2 separate regions of the Homo sapiens genome follow, and region 2 is linked to region 1. A link is an interaction called in ENCODE POLR2A ChIA-PET data of the cell type or tissue named here. Cell type or tissue: GM12878. All regions are shown on one strand. Links, peaks and the distances in the headings refer to the core of each region. The heading gives the core; the rest is flanking DNA.

Region 1 (7,532 bases), core at 2,533-7,532:
TAACTTTCAGAAAATGAATGTAATGATTCTAGCAGTAAAAAGATTCTGGAATTCTAGACTTGGTGCTTCAATAAATCTGAGCTTTTGATTGACTCCATTTGGAAATTGAGAAAGATTATGTCATATAAACAAACTTCAATACCTTTTTAGTATAAGATTCTAAAGCAGGACAAATTGTATCATTTGTGAAACAATGAATTATGTTAAAAAGCTCATTTCAATTTTTTTCAAGAAGTGTGTTAATAGTTCTTATTCCTACAAATTACTAGTATTGACATAAGAGGAGATATAATCTTCTCTTTCTTTTTGGTTTTTAAAATGTGTAGTTTACCTGCTTTCTCCTACTTTATGTAGACATCCTGATTACTAGTAAGATGATGAGTGTGAAAGTAGAAGAGCTATAGTATATGTAAGACCCATTTCATCATCGTGATCACTAATAAATTATTACTTGATAGAAAAGTTCCCTTAAAATATGAAACAAACTGTATCTCTCTTTTAGATATAGTTGATGGAGAACTGGATCTACAATCAGAAAACCTAAGCTTGGGGTCCCTGAAGTACCTCTAGCTAGCTCTATAATGTTGAGCAAGTTCCTTAAATTGAACATTGTTTTTCTCTTTTTACTGGAGATAATTGCCATTACCCAAGATTGGAGTGAAGACTAAACAATTTGACAGACATAAAATCATCTTTGCCCGCTGTAAAGCATCATGTTACTATGTGGTATCATTACTTACTATTGATCCCCACTTTGGCTTGAGATTATATACATCCCATACTTGAAATACACATGGAAATTCACACGCATTCTTTTTTTTGGTTCAAGTACAAATGTGTAAAAACAACAAATCTTGCTGTAAACATTGCCAATTAAACTTGTATTAAGAGCTGAATCCAGACACATTTTCTAAAGCCTTTAAATTCCTTTCAACATTTCTAGAGAAGAGTTAATTCAGGGGATACTAAATGGGAAAGGGCCATGTATGAGAGGAAAGGGCACAAAGCGTCCTGCAAATAAGTTGCTGAGAACTGTGAGTCTGAGGCTCTTCGGAAATTGTTATTGATGTGTTAGTGCTGTCACAAAGTCATCTAAAATGTATGCTGAGAAATTTTCTTAAAGGCAGTGGACATAAAACTGAAGAGATGTGTCATAAAGTTACATTCTATTAGAGAACATATTTACATAAATATAAACTATGGCATGTCATTGTGACAGTGTATGTCAAGGTGCTGCAAAAAAAACCCAACAAGCAAACATAAAAAAGCAATTATTTTAATCTCCAATGAACATTCTGCACCAACAATATGTACTGCAGTGGGTGTTATAAATTGTGTGATCACCAGACTTGAGAAAACCAAATAGGTTTGATTCCATCTCAGCCACTTCCAAGCCTGCGAGTTTGGCTAAAACTCCATTGGTATACCGCACAAGATTATCCTGAGTGCCATGAAATCATGTATAAAAGTGTCATTGTAGACAAAGTTTCACCATTTATCACACAATTATCTTGACAGCATTTTCTAAAATTAAAGAAGGAATCCCAAACTTTTGCATCACAAATATTCTAAAGTGTTTGAATTGGAGTCACACCACAGTGCCCACCACTCCCCACTATTCCCATTTCTTCTCCTTTTCCTCTCTGCCTTGCTGGTTCCAACAGGATTTGCTGTAGGGGCTAAGTGAATTCTTAGTCACAGTTTCATGCTATGTTTTGTTTTGTTTTTGTTTTTGTTTTTTCTCAAGCCAAGAAATTTGTAAAGCCACTGAAGTCTTTATGTGCCCTCTCTGTGACAAGAACTGCTCCCTGCAGAGACTCAACGACAGCTGTATCTATGCCAAGGTGAGTGTGGACCCTCACATTCTCCTCCCTGAGCTGTACTGAGAAGCAGGCTGTAAGAAGTCCTCTAGTCAATAGCTTTTTACCAAAGTTAAGTGTTCTCAAGAGTTTCAACCTTAATAAGTGCCATTGACAACTGAATAAAATGTCAGTCTATTGCAATTAGAAAGCGAGTATACTTTTATTTGAACATTTTTGTCTTCCTTTGTTTTTATAACTGATTTTTGCCACCATAGATAAACATAAACTTCCACATGTAATTATATCTAGATTCTTTTTAGCAAACAATTACTTCTATTGCTACTTACTAAATGTGTACGTTACATGAAAACTTATGAAGTTAAAATACTTCTATCGGTACGGAGAAAATGAAATAACATTCAAAAAATCCCCAAATTGCTGCCTGTTAGAATTAACTGAACGGCTTTTAAAACTCCTGAAGCTCAGATCAACCCCAGAACAATTAAATCAGAATCTTTGGGATTGGAACATGAATATCGGTGTATTTCAAATTTTCCTGGGTGATTTCAATGTTCCTTCAAGTTTAAGAAACACTGAATTCTACATTATTATTTTCGTTTGTAAAACAGTTTTATAGAAGTGTAATTAACATGTAATGAAATGTACCTACTTAAAGTGTATGAATTGATATATTTTGTTATATGCGTGCACCTGTGAAACCGTTAGCATAATCAAGATAATGAACATATCCTCTCCAAAATTTTCCTCACGCCCTTTCAATCCCTGCCTCCCTGACCTTCCCCTGTGCTCTAGCAGCCACCTGCTTTGTGTCATTATAGATAAATTTGTATTTTCTAGATTCTTGTGTAAATTGAATCCTGTGTATTTATGTATTTTTTTCTGGCTTCTTTCACACAGCATATGTATTGAGATTCATTCATAATGTAGCATTTATCAATAGATCATTTTTATTGCTGAACATTATTCCATAATATCTATACCCTGTTTGTTTATTTCTTTACCTATTATCAAAATTTTGGATTGTTTCAAATTGTTGCCTATTTTAAAAAAGTCTTCTATTAACATTCATCTACAAGTCCTTATATGGACAAATGCTGTCATTTCTCTTGGGTAATTACCTAGGAGTAGACTGGTTGGATCATGTGATAGGTATATGGTTAGCCTATGAAAACCCTGTTAAGCAAAACTTTTCCCATGTGTTTATATCTTTTACATACCCACCCATGGTATATGAGAATTCCAGTTTTCTGTGTAGTCACCGAGCCTCGGTGTGGTCAATCTTTATGAATTTTAACAATTCTAATGCTCTTTCTGTGTACGCTACCCAAGTCACTGTGCATAATGAGGGCTCCCAGTGGCTGGTCTGACTCCAGTCTCTCAAGTGGTGCTTTCCTTGACAGATGGTTTCCTTGCATACATACTCACTGAGTACTGCCTAGGTTATTCTTCTCTACACCCTGGGAACTCTTCAAGGCAGTAATCTGAGGAGTAATAATGTGAGCGTTGTTTGTTTTCCGTCTCTCAGGGATCATTGCCCTTTTTTGCCTGATGTCTACCATCTTGTAATCTGTTGTTTTATACATTTTGTGCATTTTGGGGGTGTTTCCAGCATAGGGATAAAATCAATCCCTCTTACTCCATCTTTTCCAGAGTGGAGGTCTCCATACAATTAATTTTGACAAGGCTGGGTGCAAAATCCAAAGCCACTCAATGTCCTTACTACAAGAACATAACTTAGTAAAGTTAGTTTCTGATTTATCTTGAATGAAGAACATGTGAAAAGTCTGTTTCGTTTATACTTTAATTTCAGAACAAATGTTTAGTTTTTCATTCTTTTAAATGTTCCATAAAGATGATAGAGACTTAGAAACATGGTTATCTTGTTTGGAGGCAGCATTTTCTCATCACTTTTGGCAAGAACCAAGTGTGTTAAGAGTTATTAGATGTATACACATATGTCTCTCTCCTAGCCTATGATTTTAGACATAAAACAGCCTAGGAATGCCAAAAAAATCCAGATACTTCTTCTTTCACTTGGACATATCTAATAACACACATTGGCATTATTTTAACACTGAAGACAAGAAATATCCACATATGGCAGAGTGATAAAGTAAGGAAGCCGTCCAAGGAAACACTACATCTAGGTTGCTTTTGTCATCATGCAGTAAATACATCTCTTCTTTTCTGAACAGAGAAAGGTACATTTAAGGACAGGGATGACTCACAAAGAATTCACTTAATAACATGTATAAGGAAGGTGGAAAAGTTAGCTTGCAAAGGAGAATATTGCCTTATGGAAGAATACAAGAAATACAACCCACTAGGATGAAATGTCTTTTATTTGTTCCTCTGACTAAGATAAAATGTAGCTACTTGTTTTATACTTTAAAAATAAGAGTTCCTCTTCCCTTATTGGATGGAAATCAACAGTCTATTTTACTATATATTTTTGAATTTAAATAGCTAATAATTTATTGATGGGTAGAATCAGATATAAGGGAGCAGATTTTTGCCAAAGGTACAAGCCAACCAATCTAGGATCATCTAGAAACAAAATCATCTGGACACATGATCTAGGGACTTCTCAATTCAGTTCCTTACAGAATCCATTACTGCTTGTGACAAAGAAAAATAAATTAAATTTTCCATATTATATTGAAAAGGCCATGTGTGTACATATAATTATTCCCTTTATAATTTCAGTGATATGTTTGCATGGAAAATAACTGGTCCTATCATATGATAAAAATTAATATTTAAGTACATTAATGTTTCCTTTCATGACTACTTTTATTTTAGTACTTAAAAGTATTGGAATTAGGATATTTTTGCAATTAAGTAATTTAGTGATATTTGCACACATTTAAATGCACTGACACTACATTATCAAACCCTGTGATGCTAGGAATTCTCATTTAAGGTGAAATAATTAGATAGAGGTCCTAAATTGTTTTTCATATAATTGAAAAATGACTCAACCCCTTGAAGTTAAGTCTTACTCATAATAATTTTCTCTTTAAAAAAAAACTTGTTTAACAAACATGTACTCAATACCCAGTATGAACCTCAGACTGTATACTGATTTGAGGTTACAACAGAAGTAGGAGAGAAGCTGTTCTTTTCAAGAAACTTCATGAAAAAAAAAAAGGAGTCTGTATAAGACTGTACATCAGATCATCTAGAACATTTGTTAAAAAAGCAGATTTCTGGACCCCGTATCCTGAAATTTAGAATCAATTGGTCAAGGGTGAGGCCTCAAACTCTCTATGTTAACAAGTTCCTCAGGTGACTCTAATTTCTAGGACCAAATTTTTTAAAAGATACGTGGAGAATAGTCTAATCAAGACTGCATTTTTTATGTAGCTTCTGCCCAGGTCCAGCAAATAAAATGGTTATTCAGGTTTTACCCTGCCCAAGAGGTAAGGAATGAGGAAGTGAAAGGGAGTGACCTTCAGCTTCAATTCTGACTCCCTGCCCTCCAAGTCTCCAGTAATAGCTCTGCATACATGGTTGAATCTGCCAAGGAGGCACCTTGTTCTCCTTATCCTGGAGAGACTTTAGTGGGATATAAGTGGCATTTTTCAGAGCCTTATGTTTTTCTGAACCTATAAAGCAACTTTAGAACAAGACCCAGCAGGTATCATGGAGAAAACATAGACTTTCAGCTTCCAACCTAATCAGATATATATCTCTTTAACAGTACCCACATTTTTTGATTTGTAGTCACACTCAGTTCTTCAAGAGAAATCAGGTGTCAAAGAAAATGGACAATTTGTACTTAAATCAAGCTTTTAGGCTAAGTTTGCTACCTTCTTTATATATTATGCCTAGTCATCTTAACAATGTTGAACAAGCCAGGCGCGGTGGCTCACACCAGTAATCCCAGCACTTTGGGAGGCCGAGGCGGGCGGATCACGAGCTCAGGAGATCGAGACCATCCTGGCTAAGACAGTGAAACCCTGTCTCTACTAAAAATACAAAAAATTAGCCGGGCGTGGTGGCGGGCGCCTGTAGTCCCAGCTACTCGGGAGGCTGAGGCAGGAGAATGGCGTGAACCCAGGAAACAGAGCTTACAGTGAGCCGAGATCACACCACTGCTCTCCAGCCTGGGCAACAGAGCGAGACTCTGTCTCAAAAAAAAAAAAAAAAAGTTGAACAAAATGCTTGCCATGGGTCCCTCTATTCATAAAGGCAAGCTGTTTTTCTAATAAAATAATTTAATGTATTACATATTTAATTATATGTGTAGGACAAGATTCTTTTTGCTTTTAGAAAAATCTGCTATGCTGCTTATGGAATTTTCTCAATATTTCATCTGGAGTTTCTTCAGTATAACAAGTGCTCTTGTCCTATTAGACAGAAGGCCAGTTATCACTTAATTCTTCTGTCAATCACCCATGATCTAAGCTTGAGCCATTCACAGTAAGCTTGACTCTTCCTTCATTCTTTTTCCCATTTTCATTCAGCAGCTCATATGTCAGCACCCTAAATAAAGCCCTGAACATCTCAAGCTATAACCACAGACCTCGAACTGTTCTTGTTGTCTCTATGATCTCCCACGTCATAATACATCCCATGTGTAATAGCTTGGTAAATCTAACACATGATTAAACACTGTCGTACTCTTCCTTAGAGCAAGTTCTGAAGTCTTCTCTAATGCTCCTTCTAGCTTTATCTCCCATTAGATGTATATAATCCCACATTACAAGAATATTACATGTACTCCAACTTTATCTCAGGAAGATGTTCCTAAACTATTAATGTTTAAATTTATTGACTTAAAATGCCTGAAAGATTTGTTAGCAAACCTAGTAAGAAAAAAAATGAGAAGCACTTTAAAGGAAAATACTACACAAACTATGATAAGTTCATGCAACACAATTGCTACTAAGGATGGCTTTTTATTTGCCACTTTTCTAAAAGCATGGTTATTTCTAGAGCGGGGAAGGGCCATTATTTCTTGGTGACCTTTAAATCCCCATGTGTAAAGTCTGTTCTAACACTCTAAGAGACTGTTTCCTGTATGATGTTGGTTTACAAAGGAAAACAGACAGCTGTTCAGCTGTTCAGCAGCCTCAGGTGTCTCTGTGGGACGTCTTGAGAAACAAAAATTCTTGACTCCCTGCTGGGTATAATTTTATGAGCTCTGTGGGAGAATTTCTTTATGATCCTTTTCTCTCCTGATATAAATGTACACTGATGATTGTTTTGAAAACCGATTTTTATATTAATTTTTAGAAATACCGTGCCTTAACCAACAATGAATTTTAGAGCCATATGGGACATTTTGCACCTATCCACCAACCTTCAAAGGGAGCGCATCTTTTCTATGATGATATTATCAATAATGCCACATTATAGGAAAATACATTTTATGATGACTTGCTTTACATATATTTTGCAGTGTGTTCCAGATGTTACAACTGAAATACGTATTACTGTTGTTTTAATGCTCCCATTGAGCACCCTCTGGATGTCAGATTGAACAAGGAGGACACCATTCCATTCCAACTTTCCTTATAATACTGTTCTTTAACCCATGATTGTCCTCACCCTCCTGTGAGGACAATGCCCTATTTTCTCTATCGTTTCTATGGAATTTTTGTGCTGGCCAGACATTTTTTGCCTTCACTGTGTTAGTTTAATTTCTCTCACTAAGTTACATATATACTGAGGGCATTATGCAAATGCAAACAAGCAAAGGTA
Region 2 (8,052 bases), core at 1,720-6,719, 250 kb before region 1:
AAAATAGCAGCATAAATGAAACTGAAGTACTTTTATTTAAACAAGGGCTGGTGCATCCAGTTGGCCACTCACTGAACACCTTTGTACTGTTTTAGGTTTCTTTGATGCAGCTACACATAATTCAAGTGCTCCAAGGATTACAATTCCTAAAAGTAGAATGGAAGATCTAGTATTTCTTCCACTTCTGTCATTCTATAAACACATTATGTTATGTAGGGGAGTGGAGGGATTGAGAGATAGGGAAGGAAGAAGAGAGACAGAGAATGAAAAATGAATGTTAAGTTCAGGTAAAAGATTCTTACATACCTACAGTTGCAAAAACCCTTAAATGCCTTCTATGATAAAATGTTTTATTTCTTCCATCCCTATTGTTACAAAAACCTTCAATTACCTTATAGAACAGACTGTTTTATCCCTGCCCCCATTGATGTCATCTCAAAAGACAAGGAGGCTCAAAGTGAGAGTGAGATAGACCTTTACATTATCAACTCATTTCTAAGCCCCATCACATAGATAGGCCTGCATGTTTTAGAAGAGCATTTATGGTAAAAATGATAGAAAGTTATTAATATCCCAAATCGAAAAGTAGGGGAGAGACTGGTGATTCAGCCCTGCTAAGCTACAAGGTACTAGGCAGAGACTGTGAAGGTAACTGCCAAGATTCAGCCAGTCTTCCAGTCATCATGTGCTGTCTGTCTCATATAATTTCTTATACATAAACTGAATTTTATCTGGTTCTTTGGAGAAGTGAGGAGAATAGCTAATTCATAAAAAGTGGTTAGTGTATGAGAGTTTATTTAAGAAAAATGATGGCCAGGTGCGGTGGCTCACGACTGTAATCCCAGCACTTTGGGAGGCCGAGGCAGGTGGATCACGAGGTCAAGAGATTGAGAATATTCTGGCCAACACGGTGAAACCCCGTCTTTACTAAAAATACAAAAAATAGCTGGGCATGGTGACGCACGCCTGTAATGCCAGTTACTCAGGAGGCTGAGGCAGGAGAATCGCTTGAACCTGGGAGGCAGTGGTTGCAGTGAGGTGAGATGGCGCCACTGCACTTCAGCCTGGCAACAGAGTGAGACTCTGTCTCAAAATAATAATGATAATAAAAAGGAAAAATGACAGAAGTCAAAAGAATGCCTCCGATTATTTCAGTGAATAAACTAACGGCCTTAAACAAATATTACTTTCAAACTATTTATATATTTACCATTATAGAAAAAATATAAATAACAAAGTACAAATGCATAAATACTGGGATGTGTTGAAAGTACACAGAGAAAGAAATAACATGCCTTATATCTTATTATTTGAAAATCAGCACTTTTAATATTCTGTAATATATTTTCAGCTTTTGTATGGACATATATATGTGTTTAGAAATTATGATGCTATCACGCAAAAACTATTAGCACCAGTAATATATAAAATTTCCTAGTAACTTAAACCAACAAGCAAAAAACAAATAACCCTATTAATAATGGGCAAAGGAAATGAATAGACATTTTTTAAAAGTAGCCAACAAACATATGAAAAAATCCTCAACATCACTAATCATCAGAGAAATGCAAATCAAAACCACAATGAAATGCCATCTTGCATCAATCAGAATGGTTATAATTAAAAAGTAAAACAATAACAAATGCTAGTGAGGCTTCAGATAAAAGGGAACACTTATACACTGTTGGTGGAAATGTCAATTAGTTCAGCCACTGTGGAAAACAGTTTGGAGATTTCTCGAAGAACTGAAAACAGAACCACCATTTGACCCAGCTATCCCATTACTGGGCATATAGCCAAAGGAAAATAAATCGTTCTGCCAAAAAGATGCATGCAGTTGTATGTTCATCACAGCGCTATTGACAATGGAAATGACATGAGATCAACCTAGGTGTCTTTCAATGGTGGACTGATTTAAAAAAAAAATGTGGTATATATACACCATACAATACTACACAGCCATAAAATGAATGAAATTATGCCCTTCGCAGCAACAAAGATGCAACTGGAGGCCATTATCCTGAGCGAACTAATGCAGGAACAGAAAACCAAGTACTTTGTGTTCTCATTTATGAATGGGAGCTAAGTATCAAGTACATATGGACACAAAGATGGAAACAATAGACACTGGGGACTATTAAGAGGGAGACGGAGGAAGGAACGCATGGACTGAAAAACTGCCTATTGAGTACTATGCTCACTACCTAGCTGATGGGATCATCCATATCCCAAACCTCAGCATCATGCAATATACCCATGTAACAAACCTACAAATGTACCACTTGAATCTAAAATAAAAGTTGAAATTATTATTGTTATTATTTTATTTATTTTTAGATGGAGTCTAGCACTGTCACCCAGGCTGGAGTGCAGTGGCATGATCTCGGCTCACTGCAAACTCTGCCTCCCAGGTTCAAGTGATTCTCCTGCCTCAGCCTCCCAAGTAGCTGAGACTACAGGTGCCTGCCACCATACCTGGCTAATTTTTGTATTTTTAGTAGAGTAGGGGTTTCACCACTTTGGCGGGTCTCGATCTCTTGACCTCGTGATCCACCTGCCTCAGCCTCCCAAAGTGCTAGGATTACAGGCGTGAGCCATCGTGCACGGCCAAAATTATTTTTTTAAGTTTCTTGTGATCAAATCTTAAGTAATATCAAATAATATTCACTTTGGCTTTTATAATATGTTGATTGAATGGTATTATATTCTTGTTTTGATTCATTTTCTTCGATTACTACTAAGGATTAATATTTTTCATATGTACATAATTTAATATTTTCATATTTACAATTTTCATTTGAAATAGAGGAAGCTTTTTATTTAGGCTTTTTTCAGTGACTTCAACTTATTACTCTTTAAATAGTATGTTGAGTACCTATAGCAATGGCAAATGTAGATTGTCCTCTACATAATGCTTTAAAAGCATTAAGGATTTATATGTAATATAACTAGGACCTAGTGAGGAGTACTAATTGCCTTTTTACCCACTAAATTCATGTTATTTATTATTTAAAGGCCATTTTCTCAAATTGCAAACACTTATTTAACTTTTTTTAAAAATTACCTCCCAAAGACACTGTACACAGGTAACCACAGTTACAGTTTAATGTATGTATCCCTTCTTATTCTTTCCCATTTATCTAATATAGATAAATAAATACAATAGGGGAGATTGCAAATAAGTCATAGTACAGCCATTTGATAACTTATTTTTTCACTTAAGGATATATAATAATATTTCACCATATCAGTACATATAGAACCACCTCATTTTTTACTAGCTCCATAAGATTGTAAAATTATGTTATACAAGTTTTCTTAGGATTTGTGTTCAATTTTTCAATGTTACACATAGTATGGCAACAAACATCAGTTAATCCATCTTTCTGGCTTTGTGCATGTATACCGAAAAGAGAGATTCCCAGAAGTGAGATTACTGAGTTAGAGTGAATATGTATTTTAAGTTTTTAAATTTCTACCAAATTGCTCTCCAACCAAGACTGGTCACTCATGTTATTATCTGCATTATGACTTTGTGAAAGGTCAGGTTGAAGAAGATTTGATAATAAACATATTATTATCCCAATTAAAGGACTTGAAAACTGCTTTTTTTTAAAAAAAAGAAAAGGGTCCAGTTCGATCTTCTCATTTTACAGAGATAGAAATTAAGAAAAAGTGAACTCTTCACAGTTATCCAATTAGATGTTTATGAATTACTTTTATTCCAAACCGATTCATTAGCTCCCTACAAGGCAAAAAAAAAAAAAAAGTAATATTCCACATAAACAACTTTGGTTCTAATAAAGACATTTTATTGTAGGTTGTCTTTCAGCATTGATAATGCATGATTCAATCTGGTTTAGATGTCTTTATTTATTGAGTCAGCGTATGATTAAAGGCAACTTTGAAAAGTCTCAGCTTTTCATTCAAACAACTTCTGACATTGGCTGGCCTTCCTTCCCAAAACTCATTCAAGATGACATGTAGCTCCTTTGATGATATTGGCACCCAGATCTGTTAACTTATTTAAGGAACTTTAATCGGATTAGCATGGGGTTTTTCCACCGAGACAGAAGAGAGACCTAATGTTTGTCTTATTCATAAATCCTGATAAAAGAGGGTTTTCAGAGGAATAGCAAATTTGATAAGTGATATTCAACAAGTAGTCTGCAGAGACTTTTTCTCAGAAACCAATATTTTAATGAAATATTTCAATTCACTTTTATGTTTCTAAAGATGAACTAATCTTACATAACTACTTTCAGAGTTCTTCATTAAATTATATTTATTTTTTCATACAAGAGTTGAATCATTTGGCCAGATATAAATCCTGATATGGAAACTAGCATTTTGAAATTGATATAGTTATACCCAGTAAACATGCTCCTCAACTGCATTTAGTATGTAGGGCTCGCTCATTATGGAGTTGAAAATATATTTTGTTTCAAATACTCCATTGATAGCTCTTCACTGGTTTATTGGTTTCTCTTTTATATTCTGCCAACCAGCTGTAGGTGTGGGCTAAGAATTTGTCTTCCTCCCTGCACTTTATTCTTCCTATTCTTCTTAAGACAGAGTCTCGCTTCTCGCTGTCGCCCAGGCTGGAGTGCAGTGGCGCGATCTCGGCTCACTGCAAGCTCCGCCTCCCAGGTTCACGCCATTCTCCTGCCTCAGCCTCCAGAGTAGCTGGGACTACAGGCGCCCGCCACCAAGCCCGGATAATTTTTTTTTTTTTTTTTTTTTTGTATTTTTGGTAGAGACGGGGTTTCACCGTGTTAGCCAGGATGGTCTCGATCTCCTGACCTCGTGATCAGCCCGCCTCGGCCTCCCAAAGTGCTGGGATTATAGGCGTGAGCCACCGCTCCCGGCCTATTCTTCCTATTCTTGTCTTTCAAGAACTTAATCCTTATATAGATTCAGCCTTCACCTTTGCATAATATCCCAATCTGTATCTCCTAACCTTACCTCTCTCCAAGGCTCCCGAATGCATGGATAGAATTGTCCCAAACTCAAGGACAGGTATGGTGGTTCACACTTATAATCTCAGCACTTTGGGAGGCTGACCAGCCTGGGCAATATAGGGAGACCTCGTCTCTACAAAAAATAAAAAATTAGCCAGGTGCAGTGGTGTGCACCTGTGGTCCCAGCTACTTGGGAGGCTGAGGTGGGAGGATCACTGAAGCCTTGGAGGTCAAGGCTGCAGTGAGCCCTGATTGTGCCACCACACTCCAGCCTGGATGACAGAGTGAGATCCTGTCTCTAAAAAAAAAGAAAACATATTTTTTAAAAACCGGAATTGCCCCCAAAATCAGTAGTCTGGAATGGGGCTATCACATCTCATACCAGCATGACCTTCTTCCCTGCATTCCTAACTTTGTCAATGGAAAACATGTGTGAGGTCTCCTAAGTATGAAATATTATGAAATATGATCTCCTTCTATCTCTGTCTCTATTCTTTACTTTCTAGCCAACTGGGTAATTTGAGGTTTCTTTTGTAATGTTACCCATATATTCTATTTACAATGCCACAACCTTTATTGAAGCTTCAGTCTACTTTTTAAAATTCCCATATAATCTATGGGGCCTTAAACTATGACTTTTTTTTTTACAATCTTCTACACATAAATGTTAGATTAATTTTCCCAAAATGTACTTTTAATAAATAGGGTTGGCTGGGTATGGTGACTCATGCCTGTAATCCCAGCACTTTGGGAGGCCGAGGCAGGCGGATCACGAGGTCAGGAGTTTGAGACCAGCCTAGCCAACATAGTAAAACCCCGCCTCTACTAAAAATACAAAAATTAGCCAGTCGTGGTGGCACATATCTCTAGTCCCAGCTACTTGGGAAGATGAGGCAGGAGAATCGCTTCAACCCAGGAGACGGAGGTTGCAGTAAGCTAAGATTGCGTCATTGCACTCCAGCCTGGGCAACAAGAGCAAAACTCTGTCTCAAAATAAATAAGTAAAGGGTCTCTTTTTTAATGTCCTCCAGATGTAGTTAATAATTTAATGAGGGGCTGGGTGCCGTGGCTCACGCCTGTAATCCCAGCACTTTGGGAGGCTGAGGCAGGCCGATCACCTAAGGTCAGGAGTTCGAGACCAGCCTGGCCAATATGGTGAAATGTCTCTACTAAAAATTTAAATGTCTCTACTAAAACTGCAAAAATTAGCCAGACATGGTGGCACATGCCTGTAGTCCCAGCTACTCAGGAGGCTGAGGCAGGAGAATCACTTGAATCCAGGAGGTGGAGGTCGCAGTGAGCAGAGATGTCATCACTGCACTGTAGCCTGGGCAACAAGAGCGAAACTCCGTCTCTAAATAATAATAATAATAATAATAATAATAATAATAATAACAATTTAATGAAAAAGACAAAATTATTTAGTTTTGTTCACCATCACATGATTGAATTGCACTACGTGTTTTCAGCTTTCTTATAATTATGCCTTTTCTGCATCTGCCTAGGGTTCTGTGAACAGGCTTCTCTAACCCCATTTTCCTCTCCTTCATCTCACAAAGTCTTTGTCTATTCTGATTTTACACTTCACTCATTATTTCTCACACCTGAAGTTACCTTGTAATTTCCTTGGTCTACCCAAATCCTTCTACTTTTGGAGTTCAGCTTGCTTTCCATCTTTAACTGAAGATATTTAGTTCAAATTTATTATGGCTTTTCTGAACATCTGGTCTTAGTCTCCTCAAAATCATTTTATCTGTTTTATCATGTTGATGGCACAATTGGCAAATCTAAATATCTTTCTGCAAAGACACAAAAGTGTTAGACAAGAAAAAACAATGAAGAGACCTGGATTCAAGTTTTCTCTCTGTGACTTCCAAGATGCACATCTCCTAATAATTCCCTTACACATACTGGGTCTCAGTTTGCTTATCTGTGAAATAAGGATTGGATTAGATCGTCCTCAAGGTTCCTTTCAGTTTACATTCCATAAACTTATATTTAAGGGGATTTCATACAATTTAGTACAGAATTCACTCAACCATTATAAAATACACTCTACTATTATAAATGAAGTAGACTGCACATCATTATTCATTTATCTGGCAAGCAAGTTTATACTCTTATAAAAGTATTTAAGCAGATATTTTACAGAATTTTTTTTCTGTTATTACATAAAACTAATTTTATTCAATTGGCAGGCTACTTAAAAAGTGAGGTTAAATATATCATGTATCAATTGAATAAGCTTAGGCAACTTATATTAAAATGAAAACAAAACCTTGTTAAATACAAGGTACTTTGTCAAACATTTGGGAACAGGGAAAAGAATACAGAAATGAATTCAAAGATATGGTATCCACCGTTAAGGAACTGATTGTCTAATGAGGGAGGCAGAGAAATAAAGGAATTACTATAATTATGGGCAGAAAAAGTTGTTGATTGCTACCACTTGCTGAATACTTACTATGAACCAGGATCTATCCCAGGGATTTAGCATGCACAAAAGCTAAACAGCCTATGCACATTTTTATTTTTACAGCATTTCAAGGTAGTTCTTATTATTATTTCTATTTTGCAGGAGAAAGAAAAACTGAGGTCAGAGTTTTTAATCTCCCTAAGTTCATATAGTTAGAGTGATGGGAATGTAGTCTCCACTGCATTTTACTAGGTAACATTTCAGGATTGCACACATTTCCATAGAAAAGCTTTTTTAATAGGAATGATTGTTCCTAAGTGGAGGTGTCACTTAAAAAGTTGTCTTTCTAAGAGTTGAATCATAAGAGTAGACTTTCCATTGACTTGTTAGATAAAGAAGGCATTCTAGACACAGACAACAGGCTGAGCAGAGGTTAGAAAGGATAGGTTATGCTCAATAATTCCGGTGATTTAGCATGCCTATGAAAAAGATCAGAGTGAGCAAAGGAAAAGGTACAGCCTCCGAGTTTGGGGGTGCAGAATATTAGAAGAGTGTGTTACCCACCCTAGGAAAATGTAATTGGAAAATCTGTCCATTCTAAGCTGTTTCAAAGATGACAGCTAAATCAGCTTGCATAACAGTGAATAGAACCTACCCACCTGCTTAGTTTCTAAT

Evidence for each region. Peaks named below come from ENCODE experiments on the same cell type or tissue, not always from the same donor. Only the 100,000 strongest peaks of a DNase experiment are listed, where the experiment ranks them.
Region 2: POLR2A ChIA-PET joins it to region 1 with 5 read pairs; 2 of 35 experiments call an interaction of 5 or more read pairs at or near these places.

Annotation. Positions count from the first base shown.
Region 1 is chr11:26,551,502-26,559,033 of GRCh38, forward strand. It overlaps ANO3 (anoctamin 3), which reads left to right. Exons shown (of 27, transcript NM_031418.4): 13 at 1,748-1,844. It overlaps MUC15 (mucin 15, cell surface associated), which reads right to left. Exons shown (of 5, transcript NM_001135091.2): 5 at 7,531-7,532. Among named protein-coding and RNA genes, the nearest start is that of MUC15, 17 kb to the right of the region's middle. In GM12878, for the core only: no CTCF peak of the experiment used is centred there; a DNase peak (open chromatin) is centred at 5,253.
Region 2 is chr11:26,301,404-26,309,455 of GRCh38, forward strand. It overlaps a transcript of ANO3 not described here. Among named protein-coding and RNA genes, the nearest start is that of ANO3-AS1, 17 kb to the left of the region's middle. In GM12878, for the core only: no CTCF peak of the experiment used is centred there; no DNase peak of the experiment used is centred there.